Regions from separate parts of the Mus musculus genome. Here all the other regions are linked to region 2. Evidence: chromatin loops called from intact Hi-C (ENCODE). Cell type or tissue: left cerebral cortex. All regions are shown on one strand.

Region 1 (8,000 bases), 52 kb after region 2:
TATATGCAATTCCACCCAGGCTCACTCATTAGAAGGTGAATTTATTTTGATAGTTGGGACCATTCCCAAATAAACAACAAATAAAACCTCAGCCTTACAGGACAAGCTAAGTAGATGACGCTGGAAAATACCATTTTTCCACAACAAACAGTCTACTAACAACCAACTGCAGTAACAATCTTGTCTAGACGCCTGCTTCATGTACTCAATTATAATTTTTTTGAGATGGGGAAAATCTGAATTAAGATTAAAATGTGAAATTAGCACTCATTTTTAAGGCACGGGAATGGCATTCTTGTCATATAAGATAGCGTTAGTGTTTTAATAGTCTCCTAATTAAATATTTATATTGAAGAGGACTGGAATAACATGACAGAGTCACTAGGATTTGTGTTAAAAGAGAAAAAAAGGCAAAAAGAAGGATAGCTGGAACAAGAGGCTGAGAATCACAGTTGTTGAATCCAGCCCAGGAATATAGGCAGCTAGCTATACTATTCTCTCCATTGAAAGCATGCGTGGAACAATTAAAAAACAGTTCCGCCGAAATAAAACTAGTTTCTTACCATTTGCAGTTCCTGAAACATCTCTAGGTGGAAAGCTCTCATCTCTTGTTAATTCTTCCTTCAAGCTAATGCATAGGAGACAGCCTCCATCTGTGTACCACGGATACATCACCTGCTCTTTCTGACATATTACAGCTGCATCAGGAAAGTGATGGGTGTGTCTAAAGTGTGTCCTCTGTACTCATGTTAAAGACCCAACCTTAGTGCCTCAGAAAGTGTATCTGTAAAAATATAACTAAGGTGAAAGGACCTTATGTGGGCAGCTATGGAGCTTTGTGTTTGGGGATATAGAGTTTTCTGGGAAGGTGATTAGGTTAGATTGAGACAGTGGGTAGACATTAGCATAGTTGGTGTCTTTGTGATAAAGAGAAACACCAAGGCACAAAGACAGCAACCATAGAGACAGCTAGAGGTGACTATCCACTGGCCAGGCACTGAGGCTTCAAAGGGGACCAGTCCCACTGGCACCTTGATCATGAACTTCAGCCTTCAAAGCAGAAAGATGGAAGTTTGTATGTTTGAACCTTTAGCCTGTGGCCCAGGCATACTGGTCCAGGATGGGATGGAGGTGGGGGCCTGCATTCATTAGCTGCTGGAGGGCACCCCAGGCTGCTCTCCCTTTTCCCAACAAGAACTTCACTCCTTGCTAGGATCTCCCCTCCTGTTCTCTTTGTTTCCAGAGTACAGGAGTGAAACCATGGCTCTGGTTGTCTTGCATCAGCCAAATTGCTGCCTGAACCCCGGATTGTAACTTCTCCTTCCAGAACTTACCATATCTCGTTCACACACAAATTACCCCTGGGAGATTATAGAAATTTAAAAATAAATAAATAAACTTCTTGAGGGATTACAATACAATAGTAGCCTATAATTCTTCTTTCATTGCTACTGAAAGAGAAATGGTGCCCAATAAGTAAAGCCTTTATTATATCTTAGAAGAAAGAAAGCTCTTATTTCTGGTTCAGAGATTCAACATCATGGCATTTATAATTATATTCTGGAGTCAACATTGTTAAAAATTTGGGCTTTCATGCTAAAAAGTGATTTTTTAAAAAAAAAATATATAATTACCTACTAATTCTTCCCAAATGGTATGACTTGCCTTTTTTCTCTCTTTTTTTGAATCATAACTCATCTTAAACAATCTATTTTTTTTTCTTTTTAGAGGAAGTCTAAAATAACACATGGGTGTCTCGGCCTTGGCACAGCTAAACCCTGGAACATTGAACTGAAGTCATAACAATGGGTAATATTTTAATATAATGAAAAATTATCATTAACTTTTCTCGACAGGAAGGAAATGAATTTTCCTCATTGTACACATTCCGAGAAAAATGAGGCTAAGACTATTTCAAAGGATGTTCTACCTAATTCGAATGGGCTTTAAGTGCCATCTTCACAATAGCGCCAGAGTCTGGTGTCAGCAAACTGAACAAATAGAGCTACAGGGAGCGAATGGGGCTGGGTGCCTCTCCAAAACATATGCAGATGAACTTGAGATTTCAGAGGACGGTTAATCCTACACAGCAGTCAAGTGCCTTCCCAGGGGTATGTCTCAGATCTCAGGTAAATCGCTATCTTTATCGCATTCCTTTCCCCCTGACTCGGAGCGAATCTCCCATTAAGCCTTCATAAGCCCTTTTCAACTTAAAATGGGACATAGTAATATTAAAAATGTGCATTTATTAAATACTCTATGAAAGTCACAAAAATCTTCAAAATATTTTCCTTAGACACCTGGGACAGGAGCTGAGCTTCAGAAGCCAGGATTCTCAAAAGTTTCCTTTGCTACAATTTCAATTACAGCCCCTCCCACCCCTCAGAGAGTCTGCCTGTTCCACTCTCTAGTCACCTCCCCCTCCCCCCACCCCAGTCACTATATTCTTTTGTTATCAAAAGTATAAACAGTTGTATAATAAGACACACATTCCAGGGCTCCCTTCCAAACACTGGCTGCCACGTCAAACCAAAGGGGACGAGCAATCAGACTCACCTCAAACGCCAGTTAAGAAAGCCGGCCTTACTTAAGCAATCAAGGGCAAGTGATCAGCCAACTCTGCTTTCTTTCCTTTCTCTTGGATCATTTATAGACCTTGTGGCCGTGGCCACCACATTGAGAAGCCCTTGGTCTCTACTTGGACTCACTATAGCAGGTAACTATTACAGTACAGGGCAGAGTGCTGTGTTCTTTCTGCAGGTCACTGCTTCATAGATTTGGAGTGAGTTAGCCTTCCTACTCAACCGCCTCCCCCCACAATCAACACACACACACACACACACACACACACACACACACACACACACACACACGGCTACTTTGCACACTGGCCTTATGGGACTGAATGTGTCCCCCTCAGTCAAGGTGTACCCCTCCCAGCGAGGCTGGCCATCTACAACAGCAACATTTTGGTGTCACTGAGCTGACTGTCATTTGTAGCTGGTGAGGCTAACTGCAATTTACAGCATTGATTATAACTTTGTCACAGATCAAGGTTCGGGCCACCTCCCTTACCCCCGTTCTCTGATGAAACTCTGGGGAGGGGATTTCTGCCTGAACAACTCCTCGTGAAGCTGGCAAAGCCTGAGATGGGCCCACCCTCCCCTGGGTAGAAAAGACAATCCAGAATGCAGCAGCATTCGTGAGCCTTATTCCTGCCTTCCTACCAATTGTGTGAATGGTGTCTGTGCTTGGCTTCCCTCTGGCCTGGGGTACCACAGTCTGGCAACAGAGCAATGTTTGTGCCCACATAATGTCCTGTGATTAAAAGAAAAAAAATTAATCACTACCTCTCAAATAGCCAAAATAAACAAACAAAAGTCTAAGCTTTTACAAATGGAATTCAGGCTTGTATCTTGAATGTTAGGATTCTGAAGGAGCCTGTATAAAATGATTGCTCATGAGATTAACTTAATTTACCATAAATCCTGCCCTCTCTCTCTCCATCTTCCTCTCTCTCATCAAGAGCTTCATGAAAAGAGGCAAAATTGGGTCAGAGTTGGAGAAGGCTGAGAATGAATAGAAAAACCGATAAAATTAAAACTTTAAATGTTTTCACATTCTTTCTTCCTCCTCAGTCCATAAACTCTCCCTCTACACAAATGAAGCAGGTCAACAGTTCTTACAGCTTCCTCTTTGAAATGAGGTCAGGATGCCACACTGGACTCTGTCTCTCTGTCTCCCTCTGTCTCTCTCTATTTCTCTCTCTCTCTCTCTCTCTCTCTCTCTCTCTCTCTCTTTCCCCCCTCCCGTCTTTCCTAAACTTTTCTCCGTAGTGTAGTAAACATGGAGACACAGAGAAGTAGGAAACACTAAAAGGAAGAATAGGCAGGAGATAGTGCAGGTGATGGGCAGTACGGAAGGAGACAGCGGAAATCCTTGGCCATGCAAAGCCTGAGCTTCCGTCCAGGAAATCACTGGCAAACCGCGCCAACTCCCACGCGGGAGCACAGCACTGCTGACTCGCAGTCATGAGAACAAGAGGGACAAACCCAACATGCTGGCTGCTGCTGCTGCTCATTCGCTCTTCACTTCCGTTCACAGAGCATCCTGGCAGGCATCCACTGTGCCATATGCTTTCGGGAAGTCTGGATGCTGAATGTGGTGGCTGTGGGGAATTGAGCCTTATTGCTTCATAAGATTCCTGGTGGTAGAACTATTCTGAACAAGAACACGTCCGTCCCCATAGGTGTGCTCCAAGAATCACAGAATAAGAAGGGACTTCGGAGAGAGCCTCACACAGTTGGGCAATGGGAGCCCAGAGAGGCAAGGAAGGCTCCTTGCCCAAAGTCTTGTACATCTGAATCTGCAACTCCTGACTATTTTTGAGTCTTATGCTCCAGGCTAAAACTTGTGACTTTAAGTGTGATGTTCTCGGTGATGATTAATCTAGGATGTTTCTGTTGTTTTCTTACCGTCAAAGAATTAACATCAAAAGGAAAGGAAGGAAGAAATGTAGAAGTGAAGGCAAGAAGGAAGGAAGGAGGAAAGGAAGGAAGGAAAATATAGGCTTTGGGTAAAAATAAGTTTCTACTCAACACTGACAAAGGTACAGGTTTTGGACATTGGTTTCCTAATCTGTAAATGAGGAATAGTCATCACATCGCTGTCCTGGCTGGTTTTGTGTGTCAACTTGACACAAGCTGGAGTTATCACAGAGAAAGGAAAGAAAATGCCTCCATGAGATCTAGCTGTAAATGGATTAGTGATCAAGAGTGGGAGGGCCCAGTGTGGGTGGTGCCATCCCTGGACTGGTGGTCCTGGGTTCTACAAGAAAACAAGCTGAGCAAGCCAGGGGAAGCAAGCCAGGGGAACATCCCTCCACGGCTCTGCATCAGCTCCTGCTTCCTGCCCTGTGTGAGTTCCAGTCCTGACTTCCTTTGGTGACGAACAGCAATGTGATAGTATAAGCTGAATAAACCCTTTCCTCCCCAACTTGCTTCTTGGTCATGATTTGTGCAAGAACATAAACCCTGACTAACACAATCACTATTCATCTCTTACAGAGAATACATGGACCAAACATACCAGATACATGGTAACTGCAAGGGTTAAAAAAATGCCCTCCAAAATTTCAGAGCAAGCTCTGTGTGTGAGGAGCTGTCAGTGGGTCTGAGTGAGACCTGGGTCCTTCTGGCGAAGCATCCTGCCCTTACTGAGACTTGCTCAGCTGCCCATAGCCCCAGAGACTGAAATACTTCGATTGAGACCACTTGTGTGTGGACACACATGTGCTCAAATCACAGTGTATTGAGTTGACTTTCCAAAACTATCTAAGAAAATCAGTTTCTAAGGTGGTGTTTTGTTACAGGCCCCCATAGCCTAGCCCAACCAACGCCATGATGGGAGTCCCATTCGGGCCTTGGAACAGAGCAGGAAAGCAGCACCACTTGCCAAAACAAAAGGAAAGGGCTAACCCATCAAACCCATGGCTTGGGGAAAGCTCCTAATTGTGCTAAGCTTGCTTTTTGGCTTTTGCAGTTCTATTTCTGGTTAACTGTTGTTTGTTGTTGTTGTTGTTGTTGCTAACTGTACTGTGTCAATACAGAGTGTGGCTTTTGTGCTTTAAAGCTCACCCTGAGAAAGACTTGAGACTTGACACAGGTCTCAGACACCCAGAGTAGTCACTGTCCATCTAACAGAGACTTGAACCCGTGTCTGAAGGATCCTCCTGGTGGGTCCCTCATGAAGGTTTCAAGGGAGGAAATGACTGTGGAACAAATATCGGAGTCCTGTGGGGATTCTTGATGAAACAGAAAGAGAGAAAACAGTTGTAGACAAAACATGGTATTTAAAAAGCAGCTTGGGGCCCGGGATGGTGACTTCACTGGTAAAATGCTTACCTGGCAAACATGGGAACCTGAGTTTGATCCCCAGAAACTACACAAAAATCCCAGATGTGGAGCAGTGGTGAGAACTGCGTAGCTGAGACATACAGATCTCTGGAGCTCGATGACCAGAGAGCCTGCCAAGCTGACTGGATCAGGCTCCTGACCTAGGAACAATAACTGGAATTGGCCTCCAGCCTCACATGCATGTACCACATAGACACACATCCAAATTCATGCACATGCGAACACGTGGCTCCGAAGGGACAAACCTTACTGTCACAAGAAGCAAGTTTAAGTCCCTAGTTCGCCCTTCCCACTCCTATGGGATTTTGTCACAGCAACAAGACAAAAAAGTAACACAGGGAACAGAGGAAATTGCTCCTTTGTGAGCATCGAGAGCAGACAGCCTTAGCTTAATTTGCTTGTCATTCTGGATGGGCCTTGGATAAAGGCAGAGAGCCTTGTTGCTGCTATCTCTGGGAGGGGACTGCACAGATGCATGCAGGAGCACAGGCTCACAGGCACACACGTGCATCACCACACTGTGGCCTTCCAGGCTTTGTGCACACCCCACAGCCAGCCAAATGTGAGCTCCGTTTTCACGGAGTCTCTTAAGAAGGCTTTTCATTTTGGAACTGGCCAGATAAAGAGGGCCACCTCACCAGCATTGCAACGGGCTCATTTCTTTATTGAAATGACTCGAGCTGTACCCTTTGTGATCCCATCACACTGAGATTCAAAGACAGGAGGAAAAGCAAGTAATTAAAATGCATAAAGCTGAAGGGCAATTACTGTCATATACCCGATCAATAAAACAACAATGTTTAAGGCAAGCGTTTGCCATAGTAGACTAGCAAATAGGAGCTCTGCTGTGTTTGGGCCAGGCAAAAAGTTCCTAAATGTGTACCACAAAGACCAGTCACACCTTTCAGAGGCCTTGGCATACCGATAGAACAGATTCAGAAATGTAAACCAAAGCCCTCCAATTGTTCTCTGTTTCGGAGACATCTCAGCGAGAGGTCATATTAAAGGCAGGATTGTCAGTCCTTTTCTCCCCCAAACACATGTAAATACGGGGTTCACAAGCCAAATATACTTCAAGAAAACATGGATTTTAAAAAAAGCGAGAAAGCTTTCTTTATGAAAATTAGTAGCTGCCAACATGAATTCTCGCGCTCTGCTGGGCCAGGCCAACTGGGTAAGCTGCCTCTTACCCGCTTCTACCCAGGATTCTGAAGCCAACACCACGCGATGAAGACATTCTCAGCAGAGTGGAGGAGAAAAAGTGAGTCGGTGCTCTAGACTGAGTGTTTGACCTCTTCAAAACTGACATCAAAATGGAATTTCTGTGGGGAGGGCAAGATGACCAAGAGTAGGAGTTCACGGGCCAACCAGAAGTTGTCCTTTGATGACCACAAACATGTGTCCAAGGTAGGTCGAAACATGTACACACACACACACACACACACACACACACACACATAAATAAAACATCAAAGAAAGATAAATTTAATTATCAATAGTAATAGAGTCATGGCTTTTAGAATGAGATGCTGAGACCATAGGAACTCCATCTTAATGGATACATTAATGCCTTAATAACATGGCTTATGGGGCTAGAGAGATGGCTCCAGGGTTCAAAGCACTTATTGTTTTTGCAAAAGACCCAGGTTCAAGTCCTAGTACTACAGTCCTAGTTCTCCTATAGCCATCTGTCACATACATACATGCAGGCTAAAATCCATACATATAAAATAAAAACAAAGTAGATCTATAAAAGATTTTTTAAAAAAATCAACAACAGCATGGCTTTCGTCTCTAGCTTCCCTGCCATGTGAGGTATTCTTCTCCTCCAGAAGATGCAGTAATGCTCCCTCAGCAGTGGAGACCACGCCTCACTAGACACCAAAGCATCCCGTGGGCCGTGGACTTCGCAGTGTCTGGAAGTGTGTGAAGTGCAGTGTTGCTCATTATAACTTACCTAGTTTTTCCTGAATTGTTGCAGTCGCGTGTGTGGCCTACAGCAGATACAGAGAGGCAATCTTAAATCTGCCCAACATCTTAGAGTCAAATTTGTCATTTAGGAATATACTAGGAAGGCACTAGAAA
Region 2 (8,000 bases):
GAACTCAGAAATCCGCTTTGCTTTTCAATAACATCCTTCATTACTTTGCTGCTTCTGTGTGCTTTCTAACATGGCAAGAACCTGACAGCACTAGTCTGGAGAGAGCACTGGTACCAACTAGTCCCTGCATTGGGTACTTTTGTGAAGGGCTCACACTGCCATCCTAGATTACAACCCTGAGAGTTCCCACTATTTCACAGTCAGGGCAGGTCCAGTGTTTTGTGTTTTGAGATTATTGCACTGGCTGTCTGGCAGAAAAGGATTGGAAGGTGATGGGGCTGGATAGAGAGTTATTAGAAGACTGTAGTAACTGTCCAGAGTAGGGGATGATGGGTATTCTGGAACACAAGGTAGCAGTGTAGATGGAGAGGATTGGCAGACTCCAGGGATGTTAAGGAATAAAGTTGACAGGTCTGGCAAACTCTATGAAAACTCAAGAGGTACTATCATTTCTGTGTGTGTGTGTGTTTTTTTTTTTTTCTGAAATATGAGAGAGCATAAGAGCCCACAGTAGGTCTTTTGAGGACACTAGCATAAAAGCTATGGAACAGCCAGTGTTTTAATTCCCTCTGTCAAGGGCCTACTTGGTAGGAATGCACAGTGACAGATGAGTTTGCAGTAGAACAACATGAAGACAGTAGTTTCCTTGGTCACTAAACCCCTCTTTAACTTCTAAACCCTACGTGGACTCTACCACTCAGCTGGTCTAGATGGGGGTCAGTCTTTGTATCCTTATTTTGACAACCACCCCAAATAACTATAGTTAAAAGGCACTGATTTCAAATATGTCTTTCAAATCTGGCAACTTGATATGGAAGCATAGTTTTTGTTCTTGATGGCATGGTCTTCCTTGGCTAAGTCCCAGATTTCCTGTCTGTAGGAGACTTTGAAACCCCATCTCTTCGAGGTTCTATGAGGGTTGATTTCCATGTTGCCCCTGGTTCATCTCTGCTAATACCTTGCTTGGTGTGGTAGATGGCCTCTATGGGCTCAGTCAATACGACTATGATGACTCAGGGATCAGGAAGCCCAGAAACCTGACTGGGTCACAGGTCAACCCAACCCTGAGGTCTCTGTAAATGTCACCTGACTCAGTTCTTACCTACATTATGTTTTTTCTTTTCCACATAGTGAAATCCAGGCCCAAGGAAGAAACCATTTACCTAAAGGCAGGGCAAAAGCAGGGAGCTGGGAGCTCAGTCTTTTTTCTACATACCATATCGGATTCAGGCCATGGATTATTCTAGAGAAAGACTCATTACCAAGTTGGTGGCACCTGAGGGGACAGCCCTTGCCTATTCTGCTTCAAACTTCTGGGCTGAACTAGCTGTACAGTGGAAAGCAGAGGACAGTTAGCAGCCAACGAGGGTAGATATCAAGCAGGAGGTTAGTGGGTTAGTGATGCCTGAGAACAAGGACAGGACAATGGGGAGAGGAGGCAGCTCAGAAGCCAGGAGCAGAAGGGAAAGGGCAAGAGAGTTGATGATGTCATGTTGGGGGGGTGAATATAGAATTATACATCCAGGATATGGCTAGGGTCTGAACAAGCTGACATATATCAGCTGGCACAGTAAGCTGGCAGACAAGGACTGAGTAAAACATGATGGTAAATGTATATTACCTTTCTCCTCGTTTAAAGGTGGCCCCTACTCCTAAGGGAAGGATGGAAAGCCATCTTCTTCTGTAGGGCCTCTGTGTGGATCCATCCCCCCTTTTTGGGACTCCCCCATCCATTCATACATTTATAGAGTTAGCAGGATTTATAGAATGTCACCTCAGGTCTTTGGGGGTATATAGAAGGGCTAGCTATCAGAGAAAACTAGTCTCTCTGGCCTGGAAGATTTTGATTTTTATGCCTTTTTTTTTTTCTAGACAGGGTTTCTCTGTGTAGCCCTGGCTGTCCTGGAACTCACTCTGTAGATCAGGCTGGCCTCGAACTCAGAAATCCGACTGCCTCTGCCTCCCAAGTGCTGGGATTAAAGGTGTGCGCCACCACGCCTGGCTGATTTTTATGCTTTTTATGTGTATTTGCTGGTATCAAAGTAAGGGATTTGCTACTGTGCAGCTACCACTGCGTTCAGATACCGTGTTGGGGCCCGAGGATGTCCCAAACCACTGCTGGGAAATGCCAACTTTTTATAAAAAATTAGGAATTAGCTCGAGCAGCTTGCCTGCTAAGTGAAAAAAAAAATTACATAATTTCTTCTGCACGGCTGCATGAAGCAGAGGTTTTCTTTCTTTCTCCCCCCCACCCCCCGAATGTACAGTAAATCTCAAGTGATTTATGTCATGGCACCTCTCCTTGAACACAATATAACATTGCTACCAAATTTAAATAAAAAATAAATGATGTGTTGTGCTAGGAGATTCTCCTGCCAACAGCTCTCGCACAATTAACACACTGGCAGAATGTGTTGCTAATTCCATGCCACTGGCGTGTTTTCTGCTTCAGAATATAGCAATGAAATCGGGTCAGAGATCCAATAATAACGAGCGTTCGTTAAAATATACAGCTCTGTGTGGTAGATATATTGTAGGCATGGGCGGGAAGTAGAAAGACCCACAGTGGTGCATTAAATAGCTCAGTCCCCCAAATAGAACTGGAAGAATTTGTCTTCAAGCTTCAGCAGAGAGAGAGGGAACAGCATGGAGAGAGAGAGAGAGAGAGAGAGAGAGAGAGAGAGAGAGAGAGAGAGAGAGAGAGAGAGATAGAGAGAGAGATAGTTCATCCCAAGTCCAGGGTTCCATGTTGGAAGAAAGGGCTTAATTATCAAGATCTGGCCACATACAAGGGAGGCAAGGAAACAAGGAAAACATAAACTCAACGAATCATGCAAAATTCTGATTCTGCAGGTTTCTCCAAGACAGTTTCTCTCTCTTCTCTTAGCCTCCTCACATAGGTTCTGTTCTTTTCCACAACAAAAACAGCGATGATGAAAATATTTTGGCAATGTTCAGGGCCTTTCACACCCATGACCCTGACCTCCAAATCAATTTTCTTTATTCTTAACCTGACCTTGGCTTCCATTCTCCCTGGCGTTCAATATTAGTTACAAAATCTTGAGCTCTTTGAGACCTTCTCCCCCTCCCCCAATAACCCTGGCAGGCCACACTTGTGAAGCCCCAGAGAGGAAAGAGAAAGGCTGCTTGACAAAGAGAAATAATAAGGAGATAAACAAGCCCAGTGTGTTCTCCAGGAGTCTCATTTGCACCAAATGCCATTAGCACCGTTATTTTTGCAGAGGACGGTGGAGCCTGCCTTGGCTCCCTGCTTGTGTCAGGCGCTTTGGATAACACCATACATCACCAGGCGGCCCAAGCGCTTCACTTAAATAGTGATATGTAAGGGAGAGCATGTTACATTCAATCCATCAGCCATGGGCTGGCTGAGTGCAGAAGCTGGAAAAATCGCTCACATTTCTCCATTGCTGCCTGCATTAATACCCGAAAGGGAGCGAGCTGAGAAAGGAAAGTGCCAATTTTGGCACACATGTTAAAAAGAGAAGCAAAGAATAGGAGGGAAAGAAACCATCTTCCAAACAAGGTGCCAAGGGGGCCAAGGGAGGCTTTTAACGGAGAAGACTGCTTTTCAAGACTGAGGCATTGACAAGGAGAATGAGGACTCGCTGAGACAAGAGTTCCAGGGTCAGCAGCATGCTTTCCGGAGAAGAAGTTAGCTGGCAGGGGCTATTTTTCTGCAAATTAGGTTTCTATCAAGAGTAACCGTGGAGGAGGAGCGGAGGGAAATGAATTGGAGTCTCTTGAATAATCAGGTATTGTTGGACTGTTGGAATGACCTATACACCGATGTGTGCAAAGACTGTTCCCATCCCTCCTTTCATAGGATGGGAAGCCTCCCACAGCTGTTGACAAAGTGTCCTAATAGGACGTCTTTGGGGATGACAGTGTGGCCCCATGAAACAATGGTCCGTAGAGTGTGGGCTCCACATGGCCAGAAAGGCATGGTCTTTCTGACCACTGCAGGCACGACAGGGCTGTGGGGGGCAGTGGGAGAGGCAGAATCCAAACTCTGGGCAGATTGTGGAGAATTATGACAAGAAGGGACAGAACCAGCTTTCCTTGGAGATGATAGAGGCAGTCCTTGAACTGACAGTTTAGCAGCGCTCAGTACCATATTCAGTTCAAAGGAACATCTGCCTGTGTCCAGTTCAGTTTCTGCTGAGAAGGCTCCCTGCACCCTCTTGCGGCTCCAGTTGTATCCTCCCGACTTAGATATTTGCAAATATGACTGAGACCCATGCTTGTCCATGTAGTCCAGATGCAGGTGAACTCTCAGTCAAAGTTCAGGGCTCCAAGGTGAAGCCCACAGAGATACGTCACAAGGAAGACACTCCTTATTATGCTTGTTTATCTCCTAAAACAAATGTCCTCCAAGCTGATACATTATGTAGTGACACAAAATAGTTAACATGGCAGGTGAGATTTATAGGCCCTTGAAATTTCTCAACTCCTTACCGTTAGGCCCTTGAAATTTCTCAACTCCTTACCGTTCTAAGGTGCAACCCGGTTACATCAGAAAATAAGAAGACAGCCATCCATTTAACACACGCTTTATAAGGATCTATCTCAGATATCCAAAAGTTAAAATTTAAATAGGAAAAATAGCTCATATGTTAAGAAAATAGAGTAATAGCAACCAAGAGAAATGAAGAGTCAGGAATGACGGCCAGTCTAGTTGGTGACTCGAGGTACAGGAGGGTGAAAGGTGAACAGGAGAAAGCTATGGGACAGTGACAAAAGCTGACGTCCCTGGCTGGAACCACCCTGTAATGAAACGGCATGCCATGTTCATCCTGGCAACTGTCAAAGCATAGCATAGCACCAAACACAGAGCAGGTGCTCCGTGAATATTTGCTGAACTGTGAGTCTGTGGTAACTGTCTGTCTCAGCTCCGGTTTCTATTACTATGATAGACATCATGATCAAAGGTCACGTGAAGAGGAAAAGGATTTATTTGGCTTATGCTTCCTCATTATAGTTTACCAATGAAGGAAGCAAAGGCGGGAACCCCAGTAGGGCAGGAACCTGGAGGCAGGAACTGAAGTAATAGCACCTCTATCCTTTCTGAGAGGGTAAAGCACACCAGGCATGTGGGAACTTCTGGGGCGTTTAGACTGTGGGCTTACTGTGTCTCTCAGATGCTGACTAGTTGACGATCTCAGACCTGACCTTCTCTGGGCCTTTCTCTTTCTCTCCCTCCCCTACTGCTTTGGTAGAAGAATTCTTTAAGTGTCACCTTTCAAAGACTGAGGTAAAACTATAGAGTTCCGTGTATCCATGTTTATGTTTAGAGAATTTCATCTCTCCCCAATCTCTGTGGGATGCTGTTACTGGAAGGCTGGATCTGTGGCAGGATGGCAATAGAGTTAAGATAGTCTCTTCATTACACAGTAGCTTACCCCTTGGAAGAAGAGAGAAGACCCAGGGGGTTTCCCACCTAGTGTCCAGAGATGCATACTCTGGAATACTTGGTCTTGTTCTGGGAAGAATATCTTAGAGCAGAAGATGTAGTGGAAAGTATTATGACAATGAATGACTGCCAGCTACCTTATTAAGAACCCAACTGAAACATAATCACAAAGCAGACCACAGTAACCCAGCTCCACACTCTCTACCACCCTCTCTAGGGTCTGCTCTCTAGAGCATCGCTTACCCAGCACTTAGTAGCAAGCCTGTGGTCTGAGGAAGTAGAATCACATTTTTTTTTGTTGCTAATTATTAAAGTGATCCAGATTTTAGAGTCAAATCAACAGGCATAGGAAATGAAGTCATCTGTGACTTCAGATTTTAAACATGGAACAGAAACTTTTATGTCGTTTAGTAGAGAATAAGTTGGTGTACCTTTTTTAAAAAAAATTGGAATGAAAAGATGATTACATCATTCTCTTCCTTTGCTTTCTTCCCTCTGACTCTTGCTTGTCCTTTGCTTTTTATCTCTGATTCATGGCCTCTATTTATTTAATTTGTGTGTGTGTGTGTGTGTGTGTGTGTGTGTGTGTGTGTGTGTATGCACATGTGATCTCATACTATCAAAATAGATAGTAGTTATATTTTTTGAGATGGGGGTCTCACCAAACTCTCCAGGCTGATCCTAAACTCCCAGGTTCAAGCAACTATGTCATACCTGGACATGTTTTAAATTTTGTATTCTACACAGTGATCCTCAGAGTAATTTTAGCTTCCTAGGAGAGTCCACAATATTATTGACTCCACATGCCTCACAAAGCCCACTTATCACTTGTAAAAATCACACATAAGACAGCATGTGGCACGTGTGTTTATGATTCCTTACCTGGAGCTTGGCAGCTTTGGTACTGTGACATCCTTACTCATTCACATATCCATCCAAAGACGACTGATCGACACCTATTCCTGAGGAAATATTTGGATTTCTTGGTGCTTTTTTCCCTTTTCTTTTCCACAGCTCCCATCCTGTCTTAATCCAGGGGCTGGGAGAAATACAGGTCTGTGTGCTGGAGAAGAGGCTAAAGGTTAATGATTTGTGCTTTCAAGAAAAACATAGACAATCATGACAAACATTCGGACAGCCTTTGAGTCAGAAGTCAAGAAAGTCTAACTCATGGACATTAGCTTTGTGCTAACACATATTCAGGTCCCCAGCTACTCTAAAGATGGAATCAGGAGGATCGCTTCATTCCATGAGTTCAAGGTCAGCCCTGACTATCTGGTTTTCACTCTATGGTCTTTGGACCAATGGTTTTGTCTTGAGTTTGTTGGAAATGGAAATCCCTGGACCCAAACTCCTAGCTCTGACCTACTGAACCAGAATCTCTAGGCCTAGGCTTCAAGGAATAGTGTGTTTAAAAAAAATGATTTTTACATACATTAATGTATGAAAACCACTGCCCTCCTGTTAACCAGGCTTTGCCTGAGCAAAGCCTCTTCTCTCTCTCTCTCTCTCTCTCTCTCTCTCTCTCTCTCTCTCTCTCTCACACACACACACACACACACACACACACACACACACACACACATACACAGAGCAACCAAGTCATTTATGCAGTTTCAACTCAGGGAGGGAAAAAAAATAGCAAGTTCCCAGCGATAATCAAAAGGGAAAATATTTGGACAGGTAATTTGGGGAACTGGCTATGGATCACTATGTACAATAATGAAGTTGAGCAATTAGGTTTGGAAATCCACAGCACAGAAAATAATTAACCCACAAAGTAATCATCTTGGAAGTCTCAAAGCTCATGATTAAAATAAACCTGAAACAAATGATTGTTTAACTTTTAAGCTGCGCTTGTTTTAGCCACCGTCGACTTCAGGTGTGAACTCCGGGGAGTTCTACCTACCTGGTGAGCCTGGATCTAGGATGAGAGAGCACACGTCCATTCTTCGGTGTTCCTTTCTCTGGGGGGAGATTGCTTAGACTATCAAAGAACACCACTCCAGTTTGCGTGGCGAGGTGGCCCGAGCTGCTCTGTCTGGCTCATGGAGGAGGTACGTCACACCTTGGAAGTCCATTTGCAGTTGTGGACGGGCTTCAGCCATACTGGATCCTATGTAACCTTGGAGGCTAAGATGCATGCTTCGTTTTCATGCAGCTAGCTTGCACTTTTGTTGGTGGTTGATTATTGCGAAGCATGGTGCTCCCCTCCCCCCCCCCTCCACCCAAAGGAGTGAATTAATAACTAGAAAACGAGACAGAAACGAGATCTAGAAGTCTCTGGGCTTCTGAATGTCACTGTGAGCGGACGGCAGTGGAGAGAGAAGGTTCCTTTCCATCTTTATGTGCAGGATTGCCTGTGCATTGACTTGTTTCCTGACACATGAGCCATGGCTTGAAAGGAATTCAGGCCCCAGCAAATTTTGCATTGCGCTTCAATGTGGCCTCTGGGATTGAATAAGGGCAAATCTATTATACTGTTGCCATGGAGACCCCAGCACAACTGCTGATAAAGAGTGTCTGATGTTTGGTAGGCCTCGTAGAATGGTACATACCATTTAAAGAA
Region 3 (8,000 bases), 150 kb before region 2:
CTGGAACAGAGAGCAATGAAGGACCAAAAGGACCAGACACTGTCTTCTACCAGTGCCACAACCCAGGTCCCCTGCTGTCCTGGTCATAAACCTGAGGTGTGGAAGAAGCTGACAGAAATACTTCCCGGAAATACACTGAGGTGGTTTCTGGAGACACACAGGAAATGGATTCTCTACTAGAAACTCAGGTCAGTGCTAGTCCAATGCCACCAGATTAAGGTCCCAAGTCCTCCTGTTCAGTCAGGAAGCCATTTTGTGTGGGTATCTGCTTTCCCCTTGGAGGAAGTCCTACACGGAAGTTCCATAGAGCCCTCACTTCTACCTCATGCTAACTCCCATACATCCCAGGACAATCACAGGGAACTTCTAATGTCATTACCTAGCAGCGGCAAAAGAGGGATTGATATTTCATTCCTTGGTAATTGTTACCAGCCTCAGTGCCTTTGATGGTTTTCCCCAGAAACAGGAGGACCTGGAGAGAGGGACGAGAAGGTGGTAGGTGACTCTGGCATGCCTTTATTTTGCTCTGTGCTCACAGCTGAAAGCACACAGTGTAGCGGCAGCAAAAACCTCCAGAACTGGCCGCAGGGTTGGGGGTGACTGGACCTTATCAACACCTAGTTTTGTAAAGTGCAGAAAGAAAAGGAATCCTTCCATACTAAACCAGACCCGCTAGTCAAATACTCATTAAAACCTGTCTGTGTGAGGCATCGTGCAAGAGGCCATGGGCACTGAAGGGAGAGATGTTTGAGCCCTTGTCCCCAGAAGCTTCCAGTCCCACTGTGGGATCTAAGAAAGACCCTGTGTGCATACACAGGTGGACCAAGAGATGATTAGCAAGCCATTAGGAGAGGAAGAGACGCTCAAGTGTTTAGGTTAACTTCTTATTTTTTTTCAGGGTAGAGGGTCTGGTCCCAGGTTGAGATCTGAGGAAGGAGAGGATGGAGGTGGCATGAGCCACCCCGGTCTGGCAGCTCAGCCCCCTCATAGAGTCTGGACCCTGGCTTTAAATGCCACTGTGAGGCTCTGCAAGGGAGGAACCGGGGTGTATGGTTTGAGCTGCTGAGTCAGAACACCTCCCAAACCCCCAGCACTTGGGGCTGTTTTTTTTTTTTTCCAGGACTGGTTTTGTCTGCTACGTGAGCCCATTTTGTCTTTGTGCCTCCTAACACAGTCTGTAGAACTCCCAGACTGCTTGATGCACAGTCATGCATAAAACATGTGCTACAGCAAGCACACACACACACACACACACACACACACACACACACACACGTCACTTTGACTTTTCAATGCTTTGTGCTAAGGGAAAAAGAAACAAGGTTAGCTTTCCAGCTTCCCACCCCCAAATTGTCCCCAGAATGGATAGACACAGCCTTCCTTTGTGCCGTTTGCCAAGGGCTCAGCGTGCCATGTGTGGCTGCTGTTGTCCTGACTCCTCTGGCTAAGGAGGAGCCTGCCCTCCCTCAAACCTAGGAATCTAGCTCATTTCCTGTATCTTCTATTTCACCGGACATGTGGCGCCCAGTTCCTGTAAGTGGCATGATGCAAGCCCAGTGGTTGGGGATGTGGCTGCTCAGGCAGATCTCTGTACCTTCTGCTGAGCTACAGGGCACATTCCCTCTCTCAGCCCCTCGTGTCTAGAGCAGCCTGGGGTGGGGTTGGGGCATCTCACTGGTGAGCACCTTGGACTCCAAGGAGCAGGAGAGGACGTGTGGAGAAAGCCACAAACAAGAACTGGACTCTTTCCGCAGTGAGATGTACAGATTCCTTGGGGGGACCCAGACTTTAGCAAATCAGAAGACTAAACACAGAAGAAAGTGAGAGGGCATTGGGGTCACAGGAGTCTTTGAAGAATACTTGCCTGGGCCTTGATTTTCAATGCAGTGAGGCTTCCCAGGCAAAAGGGAGTCACACTCTGCTAGTCAAGGCACACCCGACCTACATTTGATCTTGGAGAAACACTTTTAAATCGATCCAGTGCAGGGTCAGTTCGGTTTCCCAGGGGACCTTGTGTTTGACCAGGGCATGGAGAAATGATTTCCAAGGTGAGGCTGCCTAAAACTTAAGTCTAAATTTTCAAATGGAAAAGCCTTTCTGTCTTATTTCCTGGGTAGAAGCAAAATCTATTATCCACGAGTGTGGTTCAGGAAGCACATACAAAGCGCCTTGTACTAGTTTAAACTTGAACTCAGTTGTTGTGAGGCAGATGTGAGGTAGCCCCAGCAGAAGGCATTTCTTGGTGGAGGCTGACAGTGCTGCTGGTGAGGAAACCACCGTCCCCCACCCCCCCACATGCAGTCTGAGACGAGTGCCCTTTCTCCTCCAACCTCCATGCTCTACATAGACCAACCTGACTGGCTAGCACATCTGCATTCCAGGTGGGGAAAAGGAGGGTGAAGAAGGAGAGAATGAGACTCAGAGCTACATGTGCCATCTGGTCCACCTCCTGTTGGCCCAGAACTCAGGCTTAAAAAACAGAGCTAGCTAGCATCGGAAAGGCTAGGACATGTAGCCTTTGCCAGGAAGCCCTGTCCTTGGTTTGAAAGATGCAAAGTGGATATGAGTGGACGGTTCACCGTTTTTGTCTCGCATGCTCAGTGTGGAAGATCCTGTGCCAGAATAAACCAGGCAGGGCCCATCCACAACAAATCCACTGAGCTCTACAGAACTACAATCCTGCACACATCATTTCAAATACACAGGGCAGACTTTGAGAAAGGCACCTGAAGGACAGAGGCAAAGAATCCCAGGCTGACAAGAAAGTGTTGGAATTTGTTCTGGATCTGGCAGGGGTGGAGGAGGGGCAGCGCCAGGCAGAGGGACTAAACTGAGGCCCCTGGTGTGGAGAATAGAGCCAGAGACAGGAGTGTGGAAGGTGCGGGTGGGTAGAAAGTGAGTTTAGAAACAGTCGCCTAGATCATCCTGACGCTGGAAGCATCTCCAAACAGAGGGAGATCACATCTAGGGATGGAGAAGGGGTGTGGCCATTGGATGGGCTGTGAGTATGTGTGTCACCTGTACACACACAGGTGATGAGGGTGTGGTGGGGACAGAATTGTGCTAAGGCTATGTCCCAGGGAACAAATCAACAAAAGGACATCCTTAGCCACACGAGGGAGAGTGAATCCAGCCTGGGCTACAGATGATTTTGATTCAAACCAAACCAAACCAATGAAATAAACCACCCCATGGGTGTGAGGGTGGAGAATTAAGGGAGGAGGAGTTTGTTCAAATACAGAGACAGCTATTTCTCAGGGAAGGAAGCCAAAGAGGAAAAAGCCCTCTTAGGTCCCACTTCATTTTCCCTGGGTGAGTCAAACAGCTTTGTTCATGGACCCAAACCCACAGGGAGCCTTGCCCAACCAGCCCTGAGTCCTGACATAGCTACCGTCACTGAGGCCCACTCGCAGTCGGTCTCTGTGACTCCTGGCCCGTTTTCAGGGGAAACCACGCACCTAAAAGTGTTTCATGGACACATCTTGAGTTCTTTGGAGCCATATGTTCACCCTCTGCACGATCCAAAGAAACTTTAACTCTCTAACTACAAAATACATTCACATTTTTCAAAGTTTCAAAATCACGAAAAACAGCTCAGTACTTACACTCACAGTCCCTCTGTCCCATGTCTGTCCAACCCCCTCCGGTATCTATCTATAGGTGTAATCACTTTATTACCAATATGTCAAGTTTCATGTCACTTTTGCTGTGATTTTTTTTAAAATGTGTATGAATGTTTTGCCTGCATGTATGCACGCATATCATATGCATGTCTGGTACCCACAGAGGCCAGAAGAGGGCATTGGAATCCCTGGAACTGGGTTTACAGTCAGTTGTGAGCTGCCATGTAGGTGCTGAAAACTGGACCCAGGTCTTCTGCCAGTGCCTCCCCTGCTCTTAACCACTGAACATCTGTCCAGCCCCCCTTTTGGTAATCTTCATTTATAATATTAAAGCTGTTTCATTTGCTTGAACTATCTGAAAGGAAAAGTATTGGACCCAGGACACCCCAAGACTAAGTTCTCAGCATAAAGGAGATTTAATTGTCCCGCGGGGACAAAGGACAGGAAATAAGAGACAAAGACAGGAGATGGAAAGACGAGAAGGAGAGGAGGGGAGGAGAGGAGGAGAGGAGAAGGAGAAAGGGGAGGAAGAGGACAGGGAACAGGGGACAGGGAGAAGAAATATTTGCCCTGTCCTGGAGTGGAACAAAGGACTGCCTCTTGAGAGAGAGACAGACATGATCCATAGGCAAATGGGGGGGTTGGAAGAATAAAGGGGGAAACCCCATATAAGGGTGAGGTGTTTCTTTTTTATTGGACATATTAATTAGGTGAGCTAAAAGGGACTTTTGCTTGCTGGACTTGAACACTTTTGATAGCTGGACCTTGGTAGTCAGCTTCAGGAGGAGGAATTGGCCAAAAAAGGGAGTGGACCTTGGGGGCTAGCTTTAGGAATGTAATCTAATGGTTTTTAGCAAGGCAGAGGGAGTCAGAAGAAGGACAAGGCCTGCCAGAGTCGTGCTCCCCAGCTGACCAGAGGGCCTTCAGTCTCCCATGTTTATTGTGCTCCTTCCATTGGCTCTGCCACCGTGCTTAATTAAGTCTGTGGTCTCATGTCTCTTCTCCCTACAATCTTATCAAGTATACTTGACCACTGCTCCAGCATGTTTGTGTCTACATGGTCACACACACTCACAGATACATGCTCACACACACTCACAGACACATGCTCACACACAGCTGCCCACCTCGTACAAAGACCACACTGCTTCCTGAGTGACCTTCATCAGATACAGCCTGGGCAAAATCGCCTTGTGACCAGAGGATGTTGCCAGAGTCAAGCTGACCCCAGTATGGTCTTTGAACTCAGCCTAGAACCACTTCCTGCTACCAACAGGTTTTTCCTGACATATTCAGAGTTTCAGTTATCTCTCTCTCTGCCTTGGATTGCTCGTAGCCCCCCCTTTTCCATGCATGAATCCAGATCAAATTCCAGCCCTTCCGTGGAATCATCAATGGGGATTTCTGTATCTCTGTTTTCCAGTGCCCTCTTCAAAGTCTGCTCTGCACATTTGTGATAGTATGTATTACATGACACATTGATTAACAGCAAGATGGAAGAGGTGTTTGATCTTAAGTAGGGTGCTTTTATTTTAAAATAAAAGAAACATCCCAGGGTGAGTTTCTTTGGCTGAGATGAGAGGCTTTTCACTTGGGGGAATTGAGACTCCTTCCAGTACAGGACACCGTCACAGCCTGGAAGCTAGGACCAGCCCAGCAGAGTGCTAGACCTGTTTCATTTTCCCAGAGCTTCAAGCCTAGTGCCTCTTCCTGATTCCTCCCTTGGTAAGGCCAGCCTGGGTATTTGAAATTGGCCATGGCAAAGCTCTCATATTCCAGAATTGGTATAAATTCATCTATTTCTTACGGCCATGAGGCCAGTCACTAAAGAGCTGTTAGCACACTGCTGTGGACATGGATGCAGACTGGTTATTTCTGGTCGTTAAGACCTGCCTGGGTCTTAGAGGGTTCCTTTGTTCAGCTAATGGTTCTGGTCACTTTAGGTCACACATTTTCCTCTTGTCCCCTTCTCTCTATGTTATCAATTTATAGTTAACTAATAGGCAAACCCAGCTGCCGTCTCTTGGCTTTGAAAGGTTATTCACTATTCTTGTCTTGAATCTGCTAATAGAGATTTTTTTTTACATGAAAAGAAGTCACAATTTACCAGCAATAAGTAATAATTACTTCTGTATTTGTCTCAATCCATCCTAAAATAGATTAGTCAATCTTACTACTTAAAGTTTTATTGCTGTGTTGAGATGACCATGGCAAGTCTTCTAAGAGAAAGCGTGTAATTGGAGCTGGCTTATCGTTCAGAGGTTTAGTCCATTATCATCATGGCAGGAAGCATGGCGGCACACAGGCAAGCATGATGCTGTGGTGAGCAGCTCAGAGGTTACGTCCATTGTCATGGTGGGAAGCATGGCGATGCACAGGGCAGACATGGTGCTGCTGGAGAAGAAGTGGAGAGCTCTACATCCTGATTATAGGCAGCAGGCAGAGAATGAGCCACTAGGGCTGGCTTGAGCATTTGATACCTCAAGGTCTGTCCCCACAGTGATACACCTCCTCCCATGAGGCCACATCTACTCCAACAAGGCCACACCTCCTAATAGTACCATTCCCTATGAGCCTATTCAAGCCCTTTTCTTGCAAACCACCACACTCATCAAGTTTGCTTTTGGGCTGTGTATGCAGAATACGACCTGTTGTTGTGGCCCTTTGCTTTAAAGGTGATGATGACCACTGTTGCAAACCTTGGATGAGCTTTTGAGATGGAAAAACGAGTGATCTCTCTTTTGGATACCATAAGGACAATAGGTAGAGTGTTAAAGAAAGGAAGATACAAGGATGTTTGCTTTGAAATATTAAATGAAAGGGGTGTGTTGGCTGATGTTGTGAATTGAAATAAAGAATTAAAGGAGACTTTCTTTTTATGTATGTGAGTACATGGTCACTGTCCTCAGACACACCAGGCATCAAATCTCATTGCAGGTGGTTGCGAGCCATCATGTGGTTGCTGGGAATTGAACTCAGAACCTCTAGAAAAGCAGTCAGTGCCCTTAACTGCTGAGTCATCTCTCCAATCCTAAAAGAGGCTTTCTTAAGTGTGCCCTGATTTGGGATATGCTTACTCTGAGTCAGTCACTGTGGGATAGAGGAAAAGCACCTGCCCAGAACGCCTGAGGTAGAAAGTCAACGATACAAAGACACATTTAAAGAAGTGTGTTCAGTCTGTGGTTCCTTTTTTGAAATAGGCTATTTCAAGGCTATGTTTGTTATTTCATTTAATGAATTCCCCCACCATCCCTGATCATAGCTAAAGGGATTAGGAGTGATTACCTTATATGAGCTGTGCTATTGAGAATATCTTCTATGGACATTTAGAATTAATAGACCCAAACTGGGGTAGTGCTTGTGGGTATTAGATGTGAAGGGTGTTGGAGTCTCGGGGAACAGGAACAAGGAAACCATTCTGGAACTATCACATCTTTTCATGGATCATGATAAGAAAGAGGAGAAAGCCAGGCTGCAGATCGAGAGGAAGAGGAGACAGAGAAGGTGGTCAGAGAGAAGCTGTGATGACAGATGTCTGTATGAAGGAAGGAACAACCAGCTGCCTTGGTCTGAGGCTTTCTAGCCTAGTTCTAGTGTACCCTTGACCCCACTGTGTGTGTGTGTGTGTGTGTGTGTGTGTGTGTGTGTGTGTGTGTGTGTGTACGAGCTCGCGCGTGTGCACACACGCACGTGAGCACGCGTCTATGCATGGGTTTTACTAGGAAATTGAATTCAGGGCTCTAGGTATGCAATGCAAATGCTCTACCACTGAGATATTTCTCCAGTTCTCCAAATACTTCATATTTTGAGGCAAATTCTTACCAGGTTGTCCAACCTGGCCTTGAACTCACTTTGTAGTCCAGGCAGGCCTTGCACTTGTAATTCTTGGGTCTCACCCTCCTCGGTAGCTGGGATTACAGGCCTATATTAACAGACATGGCTAGTATAGCTTTCTCTGAGACTAACCTATAGCTCCTATTCCTTACTCCTAGGGCACACCCAAGTTGCCATGTAGTGAATCTACCTTTCTTTGTTTCAAGTCACCGAACTTGCTCAGCCCTGACTTTGAGTGACCACCGTCTACAGTCGAGTATCTGAAATCATTTTGCAGATGGAGCCTTTTTGTGTGTAAACTGGGGGACTCGCATTTATCTTTAGAGCTATCTGAAGATTAGGAAGCATCCAGAAAAATACTTAGATCTTAGTAATCATTAAGTGGATGGGAGGTGATATTTTGTGAAACCATGGAGCTTGGCACCTACATTTAGGGGGAACCGCAAGTGCTCGTTGGCCAATGTTTAGTTCGTCAGTCCTCATACCCTTGATCTTCTCTCTACCTGAGATGCCTTTGCTGTCATGTGTGCTGGGCAATACTCC

Evidence for each region. Hi-C counts contacts between places; a loop is a spot of excess contacts. Peaks named below come from ENCODE experiments on the same cell type or tissue, not always from the same donor. Only the 100,000 strongest peaks of a DNase experiment are listed, where the experiment ranks them.
Region 1: a loop joins it to region 2, with 4 times the contacts of the local background. A loop is called at or near these places in 2 of 42 quality-filtered maps.
Region 3: it touches region 2 in a loop (5-fold over the local background); 2 of 42 quality-filtered maps call a loop at or near these places.

Annotation. Positions count from the first base shown.
Region 1 is chr13:107,490,018-107,498,017 of GRCm38, reverse strand. It overlaps Gm31803 (a long non-coding RNA gene), which reads left to right. Exons shown (of 4, transcript XR_873923.1): 4 at 1,857-3,878. Among named protein-coding and RNA genes, the nearest start is that of Gm31803, 11 kb to the left of the region's middle. In left cerebral cortex, a CTCF peak has its summit at 4,201; DNase peaks (open chromatin) are centred at 4,103, 4,661 and 7,801; H3K4me3 peaks cover 222 bases; H3K27ac peaks cover 504 bases.
Region 2 is chr13:107,541,733-107,549,732 of GRCm38, reverse strand. The region is part of intron 1 of Gm32004 (a long non-coding RNA gene); the gene reads left to right. Gm31920 (a long non-coding RNA gene) reads right to left here. Exons shown (of 4, transcript XR_382877.3): 1 at 7,341-8,000; 2 at 6,314-6,494. Among named protein-coding and RNA genes, the nearest start is that of Gm31920, 4.7 kb to the right of the region's middle. In left cerebral cortex, no CTCF peak of the experiment used is centred here; DNase peaks (open chromatin) are centred at 2,456 and 3,407; H3K27ac peaks cover 1,290 bases.
Region 3 is chr13:107,693,949-107,701,948 of GRCm38, reverse strand. No RefSeq gene overlaps it. Among named protein-coding and RNA genes, the nearest start is that of Gm52061, 8.6 kb to the right of the region's middle. In left cerebral cortex, a CTCF peak has its summit at 3,772 (motif pointing right); DNase peaks (open chromatin) are centred at 1,967, 2,122, 2,482, 3,428 and 1 more place; H3K27ac peaks cover 1,921 bases.